Regions from separate parts of the Mus musculus genome. Here regions 1, 2, 3 and 4 are each linked to region 5. The links are chromatin loops, found by intact Hi-C in ENCODE. Cell type or tissue: gastrocnemius. All regions are shown on one strand. Region 1 has its middle 100 kb from the start of Mir682. Region 2 has its middle 140 kb from the start of Pcsk1. Region 3 overlaps Rhobtb3 (Rho-related BTB domain containing 3). Region 4 has its middle 54 kb from the start of Cast. Region 5 has its middle 41 kb from the start of Glrx.

Region 1 (4,000 bases), 260 kb after region 5:
AGCCAGTCTTAACTGGAATACAAGGCCAAATTGGTAGGGTGTGGTGAAATGATGCAGGGCCTTAAAAACAGAGTAGAAAAGATGAGACTTAAAGACCACACAGAGTTCGATTTACCTTTCAAGGTGAAGTGTGACTTTAGATGATCTTGTTTGATACTGCTACTTGGACTTGAAGAGTCTAAAAGGTGACTTTTCGGACCCTTGATAATCTAGGTATGAGATGGTAAAATGACAGAGAAGTCTAAAAGTGGAGGAAAAAAAAGACATTTCAGAGGAATTAATCACTTGAGTGGTTGTTTAGATTTGACAAACAGAGAAAAGACCTTATTCAAAGTAGAGTTTAAGGATATTAGCCTGGGTGATCAAGCGAAAGGAGTTGATGTCTTAAATTCCATTCTCACAGAGTTTGAGCTGATTGCTTATGAGAACCTCCTCCTGGTTTGGAGTCTTTTCCCCATGGTGCAGATTTCACAGCTCTAGTTTTAAAGGTGTGTCTTATTTTCCTTAAGGAAAAATAACATTTGGAAGAAAGTTGCTTGGTTCCTTGCACCTGCCTTCTGAGCGTTGTTGACTTTGCCACTTAGTTATCTCCTTGTTAAATATAGAGAGAGATCCCTGGGGCGCATTAGTCTCCACAGCTGGGAATGAATTTAATCTTTGGGAGAAAACAAAACTGCTTACCTGGAATATTTGTTCTCTGACTAATCATGTAGTAACGTTGATCCACCCTTATACTGCCTGAGTTCCCAAAGGTCTTGGCTTTGGGAGAGGAACATTGGAAATGGTTTGATTTACACATGTGATTACAACAGCCACCTGGAGGATCTGGTAACACTAGGAGAGTAACTAACTTTGAAATGTCCAAAGAACAGAAGTCTGTTTGTCTTTTATTCTGTTAAAAAAAAAAAGAGCTCTTAGCATATCTAAGGGATATTCTATTCTATCACTACATCTCCTTCATCCTGAGAGAGGACAATATAATTTTGTAATATACATATACTATAAAAGGTGTGTGCCAAAAGTCTATGAAAGCAAACATTTGTTGTGATAAAAATGTTATGATTGAATCCTTCCAATAGCCCTACAAGGAAGATAGTAACATCATTTCCATTTACAGACAAAGCTGCCAAAAAGAAAAAGAAAAAAAAAAGAAAAAGAAAAAGAAAAAAGAAAAAGAACAAAGCAAAAACAAAAAGGCAGATGCACAGTGAGAGAAAGTGAGCTGGATGACTGGCCATCTAATTTTCAACCCTGACTTTTCCTTCACTCTCTTGTATAGAACTTGGGCCAGAAGTCAAATATGGAGAAGCAGCCAAGCTCAGAGAAGCAGCCAATTTGTTTACATGTTTTATTTTTAAATTATGTGACATTACTTTTTCCAGATTGTTTGAACTTGTCTATTACAAAAAACAATTCAAGGCTTGTATGTTGCTCTCCTTGTCTATAGCTTTTGTGATATAATTATGCTACAAAGCTCACAGTTTTGCTATTTATCCAGCAAGTTCAACCAAGAAGTTTTACTTTTTGCAAGGTCCTGCTTGTCTTGGAAAAAAAATAGGTGTTCCCCAACCCCCTCACTATATTAAGCTGACTGGGACTACAGCTTGTACTTGGTTTTTGGCTTGAAACCAAGGCTGTTGTGCAAGAGAAGGGCCAAGTGGGTAGGTTTCAACTTTATCTTGTGTCAGCTGTTTTAACAAGGGCAGCGTTTTGAGGAAATTATAGCCACATTATTGCAGGAAATGCAGGCTTGGGAATGCAGGTGCTCTGTTTGGGTTTATCCCCAACTAAGTTCTGTCTTTAGGACATCTGTTGATCTAAAGAACAGTTCTTTGAAAGATGGCTGCTTCTCTGAGCTTGATTTCTGTGCTTGTGAGAAATTATCAGCATTGCTTCTTTTAAGAATTTGGCACCAAAAAATACACTGTCTACCCTTTCTCTGCTGTTTGACATCATCACATTCCATTGTCAGAAGGACTCTTAATTTTTTTCTAATTTGTTCCTACCTTCTTGCCACCGACTCCTTAAACACACTCTCAGAAAAGCCATTATACTGTTAAGTCCCCAAAGAAAGTCAAGTTTCTCTTTATGGCCAATTCCTGGTTGTGTCTAAATAGCAGAAGAAGCAAGCCATAGCCAGTGTAATCCAAGTCTATAGGCAGGCACCTTCCTGTTTATTTTGGCGAACACCTAGCCAGTGAAGCTGATAATGTGTACACGAGGAGGAAGACGTCACAGTGGATTATGTATATGTAGGTTACAGTGAAAAACAAAAACCCTTATCAGTAACTTAATTCCTTACCTAATTTCACTCCAAGTTATAATTGAAGCAAATCTATGCAGAAGCTGCCATAAATGGAGATAGAAATTACTTCCTGCCATTTACTGGGTAAGATCCCTCCATAAATAATAAGAGATAATGACAAGAAACTTTGGATCCTTAGCATAAATGATCAGAGATTCCTTAGTTGTTCAAGTCACTCCAAGGTGCTCTTTCCTCATCAAATGAAATTAATGCATGTGAACAATTTTTCCACCTCAGTAGTTCCAAGGAACTTACGAACAATTATGATTTTTCATAAGAGAAGCCAGTTGGTAACCTTGAAGCCAGCTGCCTCCTGCCTCAAACCTATCACATGGAAAAGTTAAAAGGAAGATAAAAAAAAAAAAAAAAACCAAGTTCCAGGAGATGGGAACAAACCAAGCTACAGTCCTAACTATTCTCCCCGAACACCTGCCATTGCCTCAGGGGAGCAGACTCCTCCACCCTCTCTCTGTAATTGTGCACTGCTGTTTCCAGTTCATTTAACCACTTTGCAAGCTGTTTCCTGCTTATCCACAGTTGACTGCATGATTCTCAAATTCTCTTGTTTGAAGGCCCCAGTTTACATCTTATTCCATTACCATCTATGGCTGAAGTGTCTAAATCTAGATGGCTTCTACTCTCCAACTGGACTACACAGGTTGGGTCCCTAAAGTTACCAAGTTATATGAAGTGAGGTGTCAACCTCACACTGATCAGGGAAGTGGCAACATACTCATCAGAGCTGGCACACAGAGATACAGGCTTGAAGACTATTTCTATCAGTGAACTCCTGATCACAGCCTTTAGCATTTATTCATGTGGACAAGTCATACATTTCATCGAAATTCTCCACGATGCTTTGAAAAACAATGTCCTACTCTTGACAACCTGCTATTCTGATCTTTTTCATTCGGGACCCAGAAATAGTTCTTAAAAGCTTGGTAAATGGTTCTAAAGGAACAATTTATCCTAAATAAATAGGTCTTTGAGCCTTTATCATTTGGTCACATAGCTAAAAATGAAGTCTCTGCCAAGGGTTTTGTAGGGCTCTGGGTTTTATTATTATTCATTATTGACTTACCTGCAATCAGTATAAAGTTTGTGAACATCAACATCTTCATTTTTATGTGGATTTTGAGTTAGAACAGACTTTGTAAGTCATTGTGTTTCTGAGTCCTGGGCTTTGTGAGCTGTGTAAATAATAGCAGTGTCTGTTCGGACTACTATCCTATTACCCCTTCAAAACTTAGACTCTTGTTTTCTAGTGTCCTGTTCAGGTCTGGAAAGACAGTGATGACTTTTGTCTCCATATTGGGTTTTCTGTACATAGGTTGGTTTTGGTGTACTATATCTGAGTACATTGTGACGTCTAGGACCGCTCCTTTCTTTCCAAAACATATTAGGTTCTGCTTCAGCTTACCAACCTAACATTCTAGTTCTTCATGAAAACTAATATGTACAGTGAAAATTATTACTCCACTGTTCCAAAATCTGACTATCTGGCCTGATTCTGCCCCATTCCTCCTCTGCCCTGGACCTTCTAACACGGACTGAGCTTGAGGCATTGTGGCATGAGGTGTTCTATGTGAAAATGCCTGGGTTGGAAGCTGGCTAGACATCTTCGAGCTGGATGAGCTTAGGCCCAAGGCCTATCTTTTAGTTTTGTTGTCTACCTTCTTTATCTTCTATAACTTT
Region 2 (4,000 bases), 570 kb after region 5:
GCTGCTGCCCCATAATCACACACGTCCACCTAGGAGCACCAGTCTCTTTTACTTTTAGATGTAGTTTCAGAAACTCTTGTTTAAAAAAAAGGTCTGATCCTTCTGTATGAGGAAGCTAGGATAATTACCCTGCTACAGAGGCAATTGAGCACCAGTTCCTTTGATTTCTTTTCTCCTTCACATCTTTCATCGTCTGCCTTTAGTTTTAGAAGATTTCATGTCTCCATTATTTTGTGCTAAGCTAACCTCAGCTTTTCCTGCCAAGACCAGGCTCTACAGTTCAACCTCCCTCTTGAAACATCAGCATCCCTCTGCTAGGGATTACTTTTAGTGGATTCACTTGAATTCAGTAACAAGAAATCTACTTCTGACCTACTCCCCTTATTCTCTGGACCCTATGTCTTCTTTTTTATTTTTCATATAAGCTTCATAAAGGACTAACCTATATGGAGCAAGACTATATTCACTGTTGGCAGCCTCTGCAATCTGCTTCTCTTGTTAGGTACCTGCACACTAGCTGTTGTGGACTTTGTGTTGCAGCTCATTTCTGGGGCATTTGCCTCTGTTGGTTGAGTTTCACTGCTCCACAGAGAATTCTGCTCTTGGTTTGTCTTGTTTGTTTCTGTCTTTTTTCACTGTGGCCTCCTCTGCTTCCCACCACTTGTGCTGGGTGGTCCAGCTGTCTGTTTCTTTCCTCCCAGTACTGGCAATCTTCTTGGATGAGCTTATCCACACTCAACATTTTAATTACTAACTTTGTGCCAATGACACTGTCTTTAGTACCTTACCGTCCCTCCCCTGATCTTCAGGCTCAACAATTCCATCACCTCCTAGGTACTTTTTCTCTGGATATTCTCCAGATGTTTGGCTCCATTTCTCAAAACGCACCTTCCTCCATTTTCTTCAATTTCTATTTGTCACTTTTTTTTCCCCTGTTATAAAATGTTAGAATTTCTCCCTCCTCCACTTCAGAAAACTGATTATTAAATCCTAGGACATGTCCATCTTTTCTGTCTCTCAGACTGATTCCATTCTTATTCTCCATACACTGTTAGAGCTGAGCATTCTCTGGCCTTGACCACCTCAACAACTGCCTCGCTGGACAGGGTTTCTGTAATTGCTCTGCTCTGTGCCCCTGCTCAAGAGCTTCTGGACCAAAACCACCTGTCTAAATCCACTCAGAATCCTACAGGGGAAACCCACTCCTTGTCTAGCATGCTCTAGCCCACTCTGAAAACACCAGCACCACTCAGCATGCCTCACTGACTGCAGTAATAATGCTCGCGGTAGTTTTCTACCACCACTCTGTTCTTTTCTTTCCTTGCTTCCTCTTTTCTCCAGTACACATGCTTTGCTATGAAGACTTAAGTTGGTCTTATGAATTTCAAGTAACTATTATAGTCTTCATGCTTGGGTCTGTAAAAAAGACAGGCTTCAGTTGAATAGTCACTTTAGTTGTTTTAATCCTCAATGCAGTCAGAAGGAGGACTGGGAATACAGTATTCCTGTGCCCCCCTGTGATTAAAAACTTGCCAAGGTGTGTAGATTTTCATACCAATGCGGCTCCAAACCCAGAAGCACTCGCCTGTTCTGAAGCACACACTGCCCTCCAGTGGAACTCCTTGGAAGGACACACCTGATCTGCCATGACGAGTGTTTCCAGTTATTTTTCCCCATCAAGCATGCTTTGAACAATGTCAAATTTTAATTCAAAATGATTTTATTTGACTAAAGAATATTTTTCAAGTCAAATCTAGTAGTGAAGGCTTTTAATTCCAGCTATCTGGGATGTAAAGGTGTGAGGACCTCAAGTTCAAGGCCAGCCTGAGAAAAACAGTGAGACCCTGTCAATGACTAAGTAAACATAAGAATCAGGCCATAGCTCAGCGATATGCCCCAATTCTTGCCTGGCATTTGGAAAGCTGGAAAATTTAAACCTGATGCTTAACAAACCCTACAACTAAAACTAGGCTGAAGCAAAAATAAAACTTACTTTGGAGCGTTTAAGAATTTGTTCTGTGAAGAGAGCAAACACAGTCACCCTGACAAGCTACTTCATCCAGTGCAACCCTTACTTAACACCAGTATATCCTTTTTTTGGTTTTCAACCACGGAAAGGATGATGGTAAAGGCAACTATAATCTCTATATATCTATATATAATACTGGTTAATATTATGTAAAGCTGTATTTTATGTAATTTATGGTTTTGCTACAGAGTGACTTTAGAGAATTCTCTAATATGATAGAGCAAGAGTAAATTATTAGAAAACTATTAAATAATATTAAATTATATTCATAGACACACTGGTAGAAGATGCCACAAAGCCACACAGCAACTGGGCATCAAGGTGTCTGAATTTCTGTAGATGCTAGCTGGCTGCTCTGAAATGCATGTAGCCACATCTGCACTTGGGGCTCATAATGTGTGCTTGTGCAGAGTGTCACATTAACATCTTGCTTGGCATATGCCCTTTTAGATGAAAGACACTGCTAAGATTAAAGCTGACCTGCTGTATTGGGCAAAGGGCAGCCTGGATGCAGGGACACTCTTCTTCTGTCCACTGTCTGTGACTTTAGAAGTCCTCAGGGCAGGATCAGAGAATGGAGAACTAAGAACATACTTCAGATGTCTTAGAAACCAATAAAACTGTTGCTTGACCTCTTCTTTCTTAAGTTGCCAAAGCCATGGGGAAAGCTCTTTTCCTTCCTCCCTCTGTCCCTCTCTTATTCTCTCTTCTTCCAGCATTACCACCACCACCACCACTTCTTCCTATACCTCCTCCTTCTCCTTCTCCTTCTCCTTCTCCATCTTGTTATTCTTTTGTCTTAGCTTCATCTACTCAGAATCACTTGTTAGAAGAACTTGAGGTAACTTTTTTTAAAAGGGAAAAGGATGGACAGATTTTACTTAGAGTGTCTTGTTCATCCCTATTTTTTCAAGCCTGAAATTTACAAAATAGAAGTTGTTCAACTGCTGCTGCTTACATAAATCTCAGGAAAAGCCAAGTATCAGACAGAAAGGTTAAAAGAGAAAAAAGAAAAAGAAATGAAAATAAAATCTACTTTTGGTCTGCTTTCGTGTTTTAAACACATATTTCAGGCCTCAGGTTCCAACACGCCAGGTCACGACTGTACTCCGTTTTGCATGGTTCCTTGTTTTATAACCTAACATTATGTTTCATCCCTTCCTGTTTTGCTTGTGCTCTGCTTCATTTATTATCCCTTCTTTCTTCATTTGAAATCCTTGTTTACTATGTTAGAGTTCCGTGGGGCGTGGAACTTACAGTATCAGTAACTCCCAAAGCCCAGAGAATATATAAACATAATAAAATGCCTGGACTTTGACTCTGGAAGAGAAACATGTGATCAACTACAACTTCCCTAAAGATAACTGCTCTGAAGTTTAGTTCACAGAAATTTAATGTTCCATAATATAAATGGCTCACCTGTTGCTTTTGATGAGTTCTAGCCCACTCTTCCTGGATGTGGACTCCTGGGAAGAGGGTCTTTGAGATAGCAGATGGCTCAGCCCAGAGGTGAGGTCATTGAAAGAACATGGTAACACTTTGTACTTGGAAGACTGCCTGACTATTTGTGCCTCAGAGCCTTGGATTCTGGTCCTTGCTTAGACCTTTGCACCTTGGCAAGCCCAATTTATCTTTCAGTCTTGAACTGAGTGCCACTGTCGTGGTAGCAATTCTGAGTGTCCGTCTATGGATTGGCCTATGGGTACAGTAACTATGCACAACAGCACCATAACTTGCTCTAGCTTGGAAATAAAAATGTTTATGAGGGAAAAGATGGCAACAAACATCTCTCTTAATACTGAATAAAGTAAGGAGAGGCCAGGTGCCTGGCTTCAGTGGTTCTTAGCAATGATCTTAACTACTGTCAGGTACCGATACCATCCATGCGCTTTAGCTATGCAACTTGATTTGAGCACTATATGAGAGAAGAGTGGAATCACAACTTTGATACCATACTGCCAAGAAAACGTG
Region 3 (4,000 bases), 79 kb before region 5:
TATTATGGCCTTTAGCATAATTGGCTGATGCTGGGAGTCAAACCATAATTTCTGCTTCCCTCAGCATTGGTGATCATGAGGCTGGGTGTGGACTTGTTGGCAATTAACTTGGAAATGCTGGATTTGTTGTGGTTAGCCTAGACTTTGGAGCTAGGCTCGGGTTTTGTTGCAGGGGGTGGGGGGAAGTATAACTTGGAAGTGAATGCTAGGTACTGGCCTGTTAGTTTACCTGAGTTCAAGTTCTCTAAAATGGAGTCTGGACTTAAAAGATTTGGTTTCTCACCATTTCTGACACAATGATGGTGGATGTTCCGTGATGATCTGTGGAACTGAAGGCTGTTATGTGGATTCATGGTAGACATTACAACAACAGGAACCTCATGAGTTCCATGTCATCCCATCTGGTGCTGTCTTTGTGAAGTGAAACCATATCTGGAAAACTCAGCAGTTTCCCTAGAGAGTCAGTGTCCAGCTCAGGGGCTTCTCATTTCACAGAAAAGGCTCTGCTTGTGTTGCAGCAGTGGGAAGATGGCATGGCCATGCTCATCAGCTCTGCAATGTCCCCAAGGTCAAGACTGTGCTCCTTGGCTTGGCTCGGGACAGCCTCTTGGCCATTCCTTCTGTGAGGTGGGCTATTTCCTTTGCTTTGCAGTTTTCCTTTCCTGGTGTAGGAAATCCTTTCCAAGACAGTTCTGTGTGAGGTTGACCACAAGGTAATGGTTGAGATGTTTTCCTGGGTGGAACATGGTCAGAGGTAGCAGTATTTCAAGTCAATCATGATGGATAGATGCTGTTCTAAAAACACAAGGCAAAATCTGTCATTCCAATTCTTTGGTCTTAAGGAAATCTAAACTAACAACTGTTTGTCTGGTTTGCAGATTGTTGGGCTCTAAGACAAGTTTAAAACTCTGTTTCTATGCTGTTTAAGAAGCCTCTGGAGCAATGCCAGTTATATCCCCTGTGAGGCTTCTACGCAGCAGCCTGGCCTGTCATGGACAGTGGCCCTCCAGTTTGAACACGCTTGGAACTCTACAGTATTACAGTTCTTGATTTGTTTACCTCTCTCGCCTTTCAGGAGCAACTGTGCCAGCCCACAGGGCCATCTTGGTGGCACGATGTGAAGTGATGGCTGCCATGTTTAATGGTAATTATATGGAAGCCAAGAGTGTACTGATTCCAGTTTATGGCGTTTCCAAAGAGACATTCTTGTCATTTTTAGAATACTTATACACAGACTCTTGTTGCCCAGGTATGAATTTTGCATGGTATAAGACAATCTCATCATACTTTCTTCTTACTCGTTTTGATAGATTGCTCTCGGTGAAATCTGTTTTGTTTAAGGTCAATCAGAGTTGATACCGTGGCATTTGCTGAGCAGTTTGGAGTTGAGATAGGGAGAACATTGCATTCTCAGTTAGTTCAAATGGATCTTCCATTTGAAGTTCATGCACTCCAGTGTCCTAGCTGGCACTAGCAGCAAGGTTACTGATTGCTCTAGATACCTGGGAACAGTTATTTGGGGTACCTAGTGGTTGCTCTAATTTTAGAGTTTAGAGAGCACAAATAAGAAGGGCTAGACAACAGATTTCATAATCCTCACATCTGGTTGAGATATTTTTCAGGACTTTTAGTACTGTGAGACTCCTGTAATATTTCTGGCTCTGAGAGTGTAGAATATTTAAAGGCTGCTCTACTTCCAAAGTCAGACTCCCCTAAAATTGGCATATCTGTAAACATTCCTTGAGATGTTTAGAATCCCAGTAGATTATAGGATTTATTTCTAAATTCACTAACCAAATTCTCTCACTAACCACTAGCAATGTTAATAATAGTTAATAATGTGTAGCAGCTACACACTAGAACTGATCTTGGGAGATTACAATCCTTTGAACAAGGTGCAGAAGCCCCTAGGAATGTTTTATCCTATTTGTCCACCAGATGGCTCCCTCCTCAAACACAGCTCAAATGAGAAAATTCCTTCTCTAGTCAATGGTCTCAGGCTTCCTTCCCAGTTCTGTGTTTTGGAGTTGTTAATGCTGATATTAATAAGGGTTGACTTGCTATTTTTGCTTGGCAAAAATGAAAACATTGGTTATTAGTAGAAAATTGTTATCATTTTCTCAATAGGAATTTGGATACTTAATAAAAAATGTGATCACTAATCAGAAAAAATGCTCAGGAAAGTAATAGCAACTATGGGCACAATACTTTAAGAATTAAAAGGTTATTTGGGGAAGATTAGCCAAAATGAAAACTCAGAGTTCAGTTAAATACTAGTGTTTATGTGTGTGCATATGTGAGCATTTTTTTAATCAAGAAAAGTGGAGACTGTTGGTCTGTTTATATTAAGTACTGCCGAAATAATAACAATGTTGTTGGTGTCATAGCTACAATGGAATGTAATAGATGTAACAAATAGAAGTACACACCAGTAATGTGTGTTTTCTTTTTGTTTCTCAGAGCAGTAGTCTAACCGTACATCTTCTCTCATTTGCTCTCTCATCAGCTGGCATTTTTCAGGCCATGTGTCTCCTGATCTGTGCTGAGATGTACCAGGTCTCTAGACTGCAGCACATCTGTGAGCTGTTCATCATCACACAGCTGCAGAGCATGCCCAGCAGGGAGCTGGCCTCCATGAACCTCGACATTGTAGACCTGCTCAAAAAGGCCAAGGTGGTTGGCTTGGGTCAGGGTGGGGCTCTTTTGATTTAAAATACACAGATACTCCTTTTATTTTTCTGTGTTTTAACAGCAATATCGAGACTAGTATTCATTCAAAAGTTTGGCTGAATGAGGCTACAGTTTCTTTGCACTGGTTTTTACAGTTAAGTAATTTTGAAGCATTAGGTTAGAAGTTACATATGCGTATTTTTTTTTCCCCAATCGTGGTACTAATCCAGGTTCCTTGAGTGTGGCTGTGTTAAGAACAGTGGCAGTACAGGAAATAGAATTTTCTTCCTACATTACTGAAAGGAAAATGGTAGGATTAGTCTGTATATGCCAACTGACATAGTTCCCAAAACTCCTTTCTCCCTCATTCATTAATCATTCATTCATTTCATGAGCATATTTTCGAATTCAGTGGTATGGTGAACATTTGTTGAGTTCACCTGACAAGCCTTGCTGATTAGGAATCTAGGAAAATGAAAAGTGTAAAGTTGGGTATCACCTCACTGGCTTCTGGCTCCTCGAATGCCCAGGCCCTCACTGTTAAGAATGGTGCTCCTACTAATTCTGGGAGACACATGCAGATTGCACAAGTCACTGTGAACAGCTGTGGTTATAAAGTGTAGTAGGAGGCTGGCCCGTGGCCTACACGAACCAGGTATTTCTGGAAGGCAGGCTGGGGCTGAAAGAGAGACTAGGTGGCGAGAAAAGAATGAAGCCAAGACAAATTTTTCTCTGATCAAGGTCATCGAGTTTATTAAGAGACTGTGCTTAAAAGGGGGATTTCCCCCCCCCCCCCCCCGCCAGTCCATGTCGCCATGCTGTTGCTTATTCAGGAATGTCTCAGGAAGATAGGTTCAGCCTCTAGGCAGGTAGCAGAAGAGCAGGGCAGTTGTCACTTCAAAGGAAGCCAGCCAAGTCGGAAAGCTGCACTGCAGGTGGCCCCACCTCAGTGGCGACAAGGTCTGCATCAGCCTGCTTCAGGCTGGGGGACGCTCCAATAAAGAGCTGAGCATATGGAAGCTGAAGAGGTGCACAGCAGAGCAGTGCCTCTGAGCACACAGCTGAGCAGATCGGAAATGGAATGCATTTTCTTTTTCCTTTCTTGCAGTTTCACCACTCAGACTGCCTTTCCACCTGGCTGCTTCATTTCATCGCCACTAACTACCTCATATTCAGCCAAAAGCCTGAATTTCAAGACCTTTCAGGTACATTGCTGATTTCTGCTTTGAAAAGAAAATGTTATAGCTTTCCTTTGTGATTTGCAACATAATTAACAGAAACAAATGCTTTAACTTGAGAACATAAATATAATGCTACCCACTTCCTTTTA
Region 4 (4,000 bases), 940 kb after region 5:
TCATAATTGCCACCCACTAGAGACTTAGTCTTCTATCTCTCAAATAACGTCAGCAGCAGAGACATCCTGATCTTCCAACATCACACTCCTTTATTAGTTTGCTCTGACTCACCCTCCTCATATTCTACCCCCAGATAAACTTTCCACTAAATGATTTATCTTTCCTTGTATCAAGTAGCACACAAGCCACTGCCTTCTTTCCTCCTTATTTTGTACCACATACTTATTTAGTGTCTCATTTGTGCTTGGGCATTCATATAGACAGCTTTAATCAGACCCCACCGTGATCCAGCCAAGTAGACATCATTCCTCTGGGTTGCTAAAGAGAGAAATCAAGTGGCTCGATGGCTCAGCACTGACTGTTGCTGAGTCATTTCAGACACATCAGTAAATAAACGGGATTGGGGGATCAGAGAGCAAAGAAAAGCCAGAGAGGTTCTTGTCCTAGAGGATGAAGCTGTATTGTTATAAGAATTTGTATAGCACTCAGAGTGAGAAAGCTTTGGTTGTACTGCTCGGATATAACAAAACTGCTATGCTATTCTATAAATAAGCTCTAGCTCCTGTGCTTAATGAGATCTTACAGTTTCCCTAAAGGAAAGTGTACAGATCTGTACTGTCAATTTCCTCTTCTCCTGCAGCATAAGAGTCATGTCTACCTTTTTCCCATCATTTCTTTCCATTAAAGCTAGAACTTGACCCTTAGACTGTCTCCCCGCTATCCTTATACTCACACTCAGACATGACTAGAAGACAATACTATCATTTATCATTCATCCAAGCATGTGGGGGGGAAATGTTCTTCCCCTGTTAATTTGTCTCTAGGATCTGTTCTTCATCTCTTTGTCACCCAGAAAGTTTATATAGATTTTTGTACCTAAGCTTTGAAGGTCTCTGGGTTAATTTGCCAGTTTAAACATTATATGAATGATGAATTCAGAGACAGAGAAATCCTGTGCTAAGGGCAGAAACAACAGAAGGATCCATTTTCAAATGAAGGAATGGGAGTGGAGGAAAAGTAGTAAAAAGAACAAATACCTTCTGTTGCTCTCGTGACAAGACTTCCAAGTACTTGAATTGGGTTCTTGCCCAAAAGTCTCTTCTTTCTGTCTTGGCTCTCTATAATTCTTGTTTTCCTTCCTTTTCTGCATATCCTTTCTATGCCTCTAATCCTCTAAGTAAACCTGAACCTGAAAGAGGTTTATGCATATTTATTTAAAGAAAGGCTTCTCAGGCTTAAAAAGTAAGCAACTCCCTCATTAACTAACATCCAGGTACCTAAAGGAGACTTTATTCTGAAACTTGAAGCCGTAACAGTCCCAGAGAGACGGCCCCAGTGAAGATACCACAGGTATGCTTACCTGTTTCCTGTGTTTAGAGTTCCGTCTATGGAGTGCTTCCATCTGCTCTTCTTCTATTTTGTACTGCCTTCCATTTCCCCCTCTACCTTTCATATAGTGTTTGCTTCTCTCTGCCCTTCCCTTCCAGTTTTCTCTCTAGCACTTCTCCCAGATGTATCTTTCCACCCTTTTGTACTATCTCTCCTCCCCTTTCTCTTCCTCCATCTTCCCTTGGGGCCTCTACTGCCATCCCCCTGGCTTCCATTATTTGTTTTACTACCACTTTTCAAAGACCATAAAATACAAGGGAAACTTTATTAGAATAGATTGTGTTTATCATATTTTGTGATCTCCTTTAATTAACAGGTGAAGAGTATTTCACATTTCTAATACGTAAAAAGAAATACCTAATTGGTATACTTAATTAATTGTTTCCTCTAGGATCTAAGAGAAAGTTAAGGTTTTTACTCCCAACACTACATATACAAGATTCCTAAGGAAACAATAGATTTTCTGATCAATTTATATTTGGAAGTTTTTTCTTATCTCCATAGTGTTTATTTAAGCTGAGAATATAGAGAGGAAATCGATTATTTATTAGGTTAGATTATTAATCTAAAAGGTACAAAACTGCTAATGCAGAGGTTGCATTTCAGTTTCATTTTTGAGTATTTCTCTCTCTCTCTCTCTCTCTCCCCCCTTTCTCTCTCCTATCTCTCTCATTGAAGACCTGAAGCTGACAAATTAGCTTTCTTACATTATATAGTAGCACATTTCTTTTCTACATTTTCAAATAAAGTTTCAGAATATATTTAACTCTTCACAGACCAAGGCCAACACCATCTTCCTAATTTTGTCATCGTGTCAAATGATCAAAATGTATGCATATTTAATATCATCAGAGAAGTTATGCAGCATTTGGTAAATACTACAATGAAAATCACTGTTTTATCCAACATCATAGTCAGCTGCCATCTAGTGTTTTAACAAAGAAATTGCAGTTAATGACCCATGAAGCCAAGGTCTTCACTTTCTCTGATTTGAGGGTTGGACTCCAATTGTTATGGCTTTATACTCTTCTCTGCATTAGGGATCTGTCTATAATGATTATTCTCAACCATTCTGAGTAGCAGAGTTTCACCTGCTACAATCAGGTAGTGTTACTCTGGCCAGTATGGAAGAACATTAAAAGACATGTTCTGGTTTCAGACTTAGGGAGAGCAAGGGGGTGGGGCTCAGGACATAGGACACAGTAATATAGGAGTGCAATGCATGCTTTATGCCATATTGATGTATCAGCAATCAGTATGTTCTTAATGACTTTTCTACTCAACACTTTACAAATTATAGTGCATGCTAAGGCTTCATGCTCTAGAGAGGGAGACACACAACAGATAAATAAATATTACAAAAATAGGAGTGGTAAAATAAACTCATTGGAGAAGGCCACTCTGTTCAATGTACACAAGAAAAGCCTTTTCTTAAAAAGTGGAATTTCAGTGAAACTCAATACCAAGAATATGGCAAACATAGAATAGCTGGAAAAGTCACTCCAGATAGAGAGATCAGCATTCAAGTACCCTGAGTTCCCTGTGGAAAAGAACCAGAAAAGGAGGGGTATGTATCTGAGGTGCTTTGAATGACAGTGGCGTAGCAATTGTCCCTAAATATTTTGATTCAGAACATAAACGGAAAGGCCGTTTCCCTTTAGGCATTTACATTTTAAAAATCAATAAATAGTATATCACATATTTATTGGGATTCCTGAGGATATAAAAAGCAGAAATCCAAATTAAAATAAATTATCCAGAAAAAACAAATCAAGGGACAAAGCACTTTCTGGATTAGGTATCTAGAGAAGACTTAAGAATATATAGAGATTCTAGGACCTGGACTTCTGTCACTGGCTTCCCTCTCTATTGCTTTTTGGGTGTTGAATTAAGTTTTTCTTCCATTTGGCTAGAACCATGGCTGCTCACAGTTCTTAACTTACACACTCTGCTCCAACTAAGGAAGAAATAAGGTTTCTTTCTTCTCCACCCAATTGAAAAGCACTCTGAAGACACTCTGGGTACATTCATTGGATTCTTTCTCAGACCAGCCACTCTGGCCTGTCCTAAGAAACAACATGTATATCCCAAATGGCCAGATTAGTTGCTGCTTTAGAAGGAAAGAAAGAAAATACATTTAACACTATTTCTACTATAGAAATAATGTATCCTTTTCAAGAAGTCTTAAATATTAAAGTACAGAAAAATGAAAGTCACCAAGATGAACACCTAATGATTCCTACCTAATGGCTGTCTAGGTAAAAAGTGAATCATAGCTAATGACCCCTTTAGTAGCATATATAAACCACCCACTTTTCCAGACTTGGTTCCTCTGTTGACCATTCCATGTTGATTCAACATTATAAACTCATTTCTTATGGTTTTGAAGTATGTTCTCTGCGAGGAGCCATGGCCTCAACCATGGCCTTGGGGAAAATTTCTAGCTTACGTAAACAGTCCTGAGAAAGCATTCATGGTCATAACAGAAAGTATGTTTGTGGGTAAAGAGGACACTGTGACCATTGGTTCCAGAAGCTGAACATTGCCACCTGACCTTCAGAGAGCCCCCACAGCTCTCTCCCCCTCCCTTGGAGCCTCCTCTTGCTTATG
Region 5 (4,000 bases):
AACTGTGTGGTATAGTATCCTGGATGCCATCTCCTGGACAAAGGCTATCTATGACTTGCCTGGAGGATGGGCCTCACCAGAGGCAGCCAGGACAAGGCTGGGGACAAGCTGATGTGGAGTTAACTCTTCCTTGCTCCTGTGGGAAGAGCCAGCACATTTATGCCTCTTTCTCCGACACTCAAGGCTGAGCTGTGGAATGGATGGGGTAAAGCTTAGCAGCCACAGGGCTGGGAGGGCCTCACGGCAGCTACTCTTCTACACTGCAGTACCATTCCAGCGCTGTGGCACCGGTGCTGCCACATTACAGTGAGACACCTTCCCCTTCCCCCTGCAAAGCCTTTAGAGCAGTGGTTCTTAACCTGTGGTTCTCGATGCCCCCCTCCCCTTGGGTTCACATATCAGATAATCTGTATATTATCAGTATACAGATAATATAACAATAACGAAATTACATTTATGAAGTAGTAACAAAATAATGTTATGTTTGAGAGTTACCACAATATGAAGGTCATAGCATTAGGGAGGTTGAGAACCACAGTTTTAGAGTCTAAAGTTTAGACCCACACCTGGCACCTGGCACTTGTTTGTTTTTTCTGCTGTTAGGGACTCTTGGCTTCAGGGGGAACCCAGGCCTACTGCTGGCAGGAGTGAGCTAGATCTGTGAAAACAGATGTTGACAAATATATCATCTGTGGTGACCCAGCAAATTCAAACTGCCTCCTGGAGTCTGCAAACTATGCCAGTCTGTATAGACGGTTTCACTAGATGGCAAACGATTGCAAAGACCATGTTCCTTTGCCATGTCTCATGTACATGCGGCCCAATCCTGTGACAGTAACAGAACCATGTGTGTTGTGGAATGGATGGGGTAAAGCTTAGCAGCCACAGGGCTGGGAGGGCCTCACAGCAGCTACTGGTCTACACTGCAGTGCTATTCCAGTGCTATGGCACCAGTGCTGCCACATTACAGTGAGACACGTTCAAGTCCAGAGCTCTCAAGTGCTATGCCCACTCCAGTGAAGTCTGCCTGTCGGGGTTGAAAAGCCTGGAGGCAGTCGCGAGGCAAAGAGTTTCAAGGAAATTCAGCCTCCTGGAACCTTGGCATTCTCATAGCCCGTATACTCAAACCCGATCCCCACGTTAGTATGGTGTATGCTCTCTTTCAGTATTGATTCATTATAAGTGCCTTTAAAGGTTGAATTTTGACATAGGTGAGCCTCTGCCAGTGTTCCAAATCCTTGAAGCTGACAATCTTGGAATTCAGTAGGAATTCAGTAAGAATGATACCTATTCAGTAACATTCAAATTCACTTCTAGTAGAGATGGTGAAACTAATTACAAAGAATGGAGCTAGGATAGCTCAGGGCTGGTCTGCAGAGTGATTACTTAGGACAGTAGCCAGTCTCACCCAAACAAGGGAATATACAAAGGCCTAGTGAATAGGTGAGTTATCCATCAAAGAGTTAGGGAATCCCCCTGGGACCAGTTTCTTCACTAGGCCCAAAGGAACAGCATAATCAAGTTTTTACTAAGAACCCCTAGTGGTGGGCTTAACAATAGACTGGCATTACACCTGGCTCCATTCTAAGTGGTAAACAGCGGCCTGGTCCCCGCCATCTTTTGATGTATAGATTCCTTTTGTTTTGTGTCACTGTAATTCAGCAGATATGTCCTGCCTGGCTTTTCTTGTTTTTTCTTCTGTATAAAAAAGTCTGTTTTTCGTTTGGACATTATACTCAGATTCAACATACTCTCTCGTGTCGTGTCTGTTTGTCACCCCACTCCTTCGCCCACCTGCAACCAGAGACCCGTTCCTCGCAGATAGGAGACCCAAAAAAGAGGTCCATCTGTGGCACTCAAGGCCGATCCAGCCTCATCTGGCTTGTTACCTATGCTGTGTACTTCCATGTGACAGGGGCAGAGGCAGAATCTATAACACGTTTTCCTGGCCTGCTCCAGCTGCCTAAGGTCGAGCCCAGCCAGCAGTGTTCCTTGTCTGTCCACTGGAGGCAGGTTTGTCACCATATCCCTGCAAGCCACTGTGAAAAGCCTTGTTTGCTTTTGCCCTAGAGTCCAGCCAGTCCCCTGACCTCTAACCCAGAACTATTTGTTCCAGGCGTTCCTCAGTCTGACATTCTAGTTGAAAACAAAGCCAAAAAAAAAAAAAACCCAAACCAAAAAAACCCAACAAACAAACAAACCTACCATCTTCCAATCATCCCTCTATATTTGGGGGTCAGATGAGCTGGTTACCTTTATGGTCTAGAGGGAATGAGTCAGTTAGCGTTTAAGCAAGAAGCAACATCTGCTGTAGTTCAGAGGCTGGCAGAGCACCAACGGCTGGGAAACTGTAGGAAGCAAGAGACCTGGCCAGAGTTCTTTAGTCCTATGCTGTGTGTCCATGAATGCCTAGGCCAGTTCCTCCTCCAACAGATATTTTGTCTCATGTTAGAAACCTTCTCTGTAGCATCTGGCCAAAACCTAAACCTATTGCTGGCCAGAGTTTTCTGAGACCCACTTCCAGCCTCAGAAATAGTTGAGGCTTGATGTCAGACTTGTCATAGCTGGCTGGGTTTTGCTTCATTTCCTCTTCCTAACAGTTGCTCAGCCAGTCTTTATTTGCATGTGGGCAAAGACTTTGGTAAAGAAAGGAGGAGCCTTGTTAGCTGCCGTCTCACTCATGGCTAAGTCATGAGTAATTCTACTAGCAGAGCTAGTATTTGATACCCCTTACTCCTTTCTGCTTATACAGAAAGGTGAGGGATTATATAGGATTATTTATGAGTTTCTGTTAATTGTAAAATTTAGTACAAATCCAGCAATGAGGGTAGTGATGGTCACTTTTTCTATTTGTTCAGAGATCATGTACAATCTTGTACCCTTTACATAACACATATACACCTTGAATACACATGTGCATATGTGCTTGCCACACCACATTCTATAACAAGGAAAGGACCTCGAGGAATGGTTTGGATAGAGGGTATGTATTTCTGCTAGTGTTCCTGGCAGGCCTTGCAGTCAGGCCTGGCTGCTAGCAGTCTCAAAGCTCACAGAATTCAGAGACCATCCACTCCAGGCTGCTGCTTATCCCACACTATCCAGCAGATGGCGCTGCACGCCGCACTGTCGCACCTGTCTGCCTTGGCTGTCAGGAAGTCAGAGTTACTACTGTGCAGTCAGGAAGTGGGTCTGCTCTCACTGAGCAGCGGTGGCTTACGCAAACCATGACTCATGGGTTTGACGAGGGCCTTTGTCAGAAGCAATGAGATCTGACCGTCACCACCCAATGGAAAGCAAAGTGCCTAGCTGGCCGGAGATCATGGTTGCTCACCGTTGATGCCTGGCTTTTTCAGGCAGCATGAGTTCATGCGGAATTTCAGAACCTGGCTGTGACTGATTCACTTTCTGTAAACGAGGGTCACCATTTCCACTTCCTCCGCTTGGGCTATTATTTGAACTTCGAGGTCAGCAACTGTTCTGGTGCTTACCGGAGGCTTTTGAGTATTTCATAAGTACTATTTCTTTCCTCTTCTTAAAAGTTTACTTTGCGATAAGGTCTCAGTATGTAAGCCTACCTTCTTGGAACTGGCTATGTAGATCAGTCTGACATCCAGTCCACCCGCCTCTGTTTCCTGAGTGCTGGGATTAAAGGCACATCTCACCACCCACTCATCGCAGCAACATTTAGCACAGATCTGAAGTATGAAATTGTTATCTCTCAGCCCTTCAAAAGTGGGTTAGTCTCAAATATCATACTGCTCTGCTTTTGCCTGGAGGGCAGGAGAGTAACCTCCATAGAATGCCTGAAACTTGGATGGTATTAAACTCTATACACACCGTTTTACTATATATATACATATATATCTTATCATATATGTGGCTGTATCTTTTGTAGTTTGTGAAGCCATAGAAAGTTAGTTCAGACTTCTTCTTTTCCTTTTTTTTTTTTTATTTTATTGTTAGAAGATCTTAGCAGCTCCAACATAATTCTTTTATT

The links. Hi-C counts contacts between places; a loop is a spot of excess contacts. Peaks named below come from ENCODE experiments on the same cell type or tissue, not always from the same donor. Only the 100,000 strongest peaks of a DNase experiment are listed, where the experiment ranks them.
Region 1: it touches region 5 in a loop (4-fold over the local background); 3 of 42 quality-filtered maps call a loop at or near these places.
Region 2: it touches region 5 in a loop (5-fold over the local background); 36 of 42 quality-filtered maps call a loop at or near these places.
Region 3: it touches region 5 in a loop (2.3-fold over the local background); 19 of 42 quality-filtered maps call a loop at or near these places.
Region 4: it touches region 5 in a loop (7-fold over the local background); 12 of 42 quality-filtered maps call a loop at or near these places.

Annotation. Positions count from the first base shown.
Region 1 is chr13:75,540,404-75,544,403 of GRCm38, reverse strand. No RefSeq gene overlaps it. Among named protein-coding and RNA genes, the nearest start is that of Mir682, 100 kb to the left of the region's middle. In gastrocnemius, no CTCF peak of the experiment used is centred here; no DNase peak of the experiment used is centred here; H3K27ac peaks cover 387 bases.
Region 2 is chr13:75,225,403-75,229,402 of GRCm38, reverse strand. No RefSeq gene overlaps it. Among named protein-coding and RNA genes, the nearest start is that of Pcsk1, 140 kb to the right of the region's middle. In gastrocnemius, a CTCF peak has its summit at 1,615 (motif pointing left); a DNase peak (open chromatin) is centred at 1,607.
Region 3 is chr13:75,876,046-75,880,045 of GRCm38, reverse strand. Rhobtb3 (Rho-related BTB domain containing 3) reads left to right here. Exons shown (of 12, transcript NM_028493.2): 9 at 1,076-1,249; 10 at 2,507-2,673; 11 at 3,779-3,875. Among named protein-coding and RNA genes, the nearest start is that of Gm24163, 27 kb to the left of the region's middle. In gastrocnemius, a CTCF peak has its summit at 1,933 (motif pointing right); DNase peaks (open chromatin) are centred at 1,939, 2,616 and 3,609; H3K27ac peaks cover 757 bases.
Region 4 is chr13:74,860,121-74,864,120 of GRCm38, reverse strand. No RefSeq gene overlaps it. Among named protein-coding and RNA genes, the nearest start is that of Cast, 54 kb to the right of the region's middle. In gastrocnemius, a CTCF peak has its summit at 2,321 (motif pointing left); no DNase peak of the experiment used is centred here.
Region 5 is chr13:75,797,153-75,801,152 of GRCm38, reverse strand. No RefSeq gene overlaps it. Among named protein-coding and RNA genes, the nearest start is that of Glrx, 41 kb to the left of the region's middle. In gastrocnemius, a CTCF peak has its summit at 2,009; DNase peaks (open chromatin) are centred at 1,941, 2,340 and 3,113; H3K4me3 peaks cover 936 bases; H3K27ac peaks cover 1,688 bases.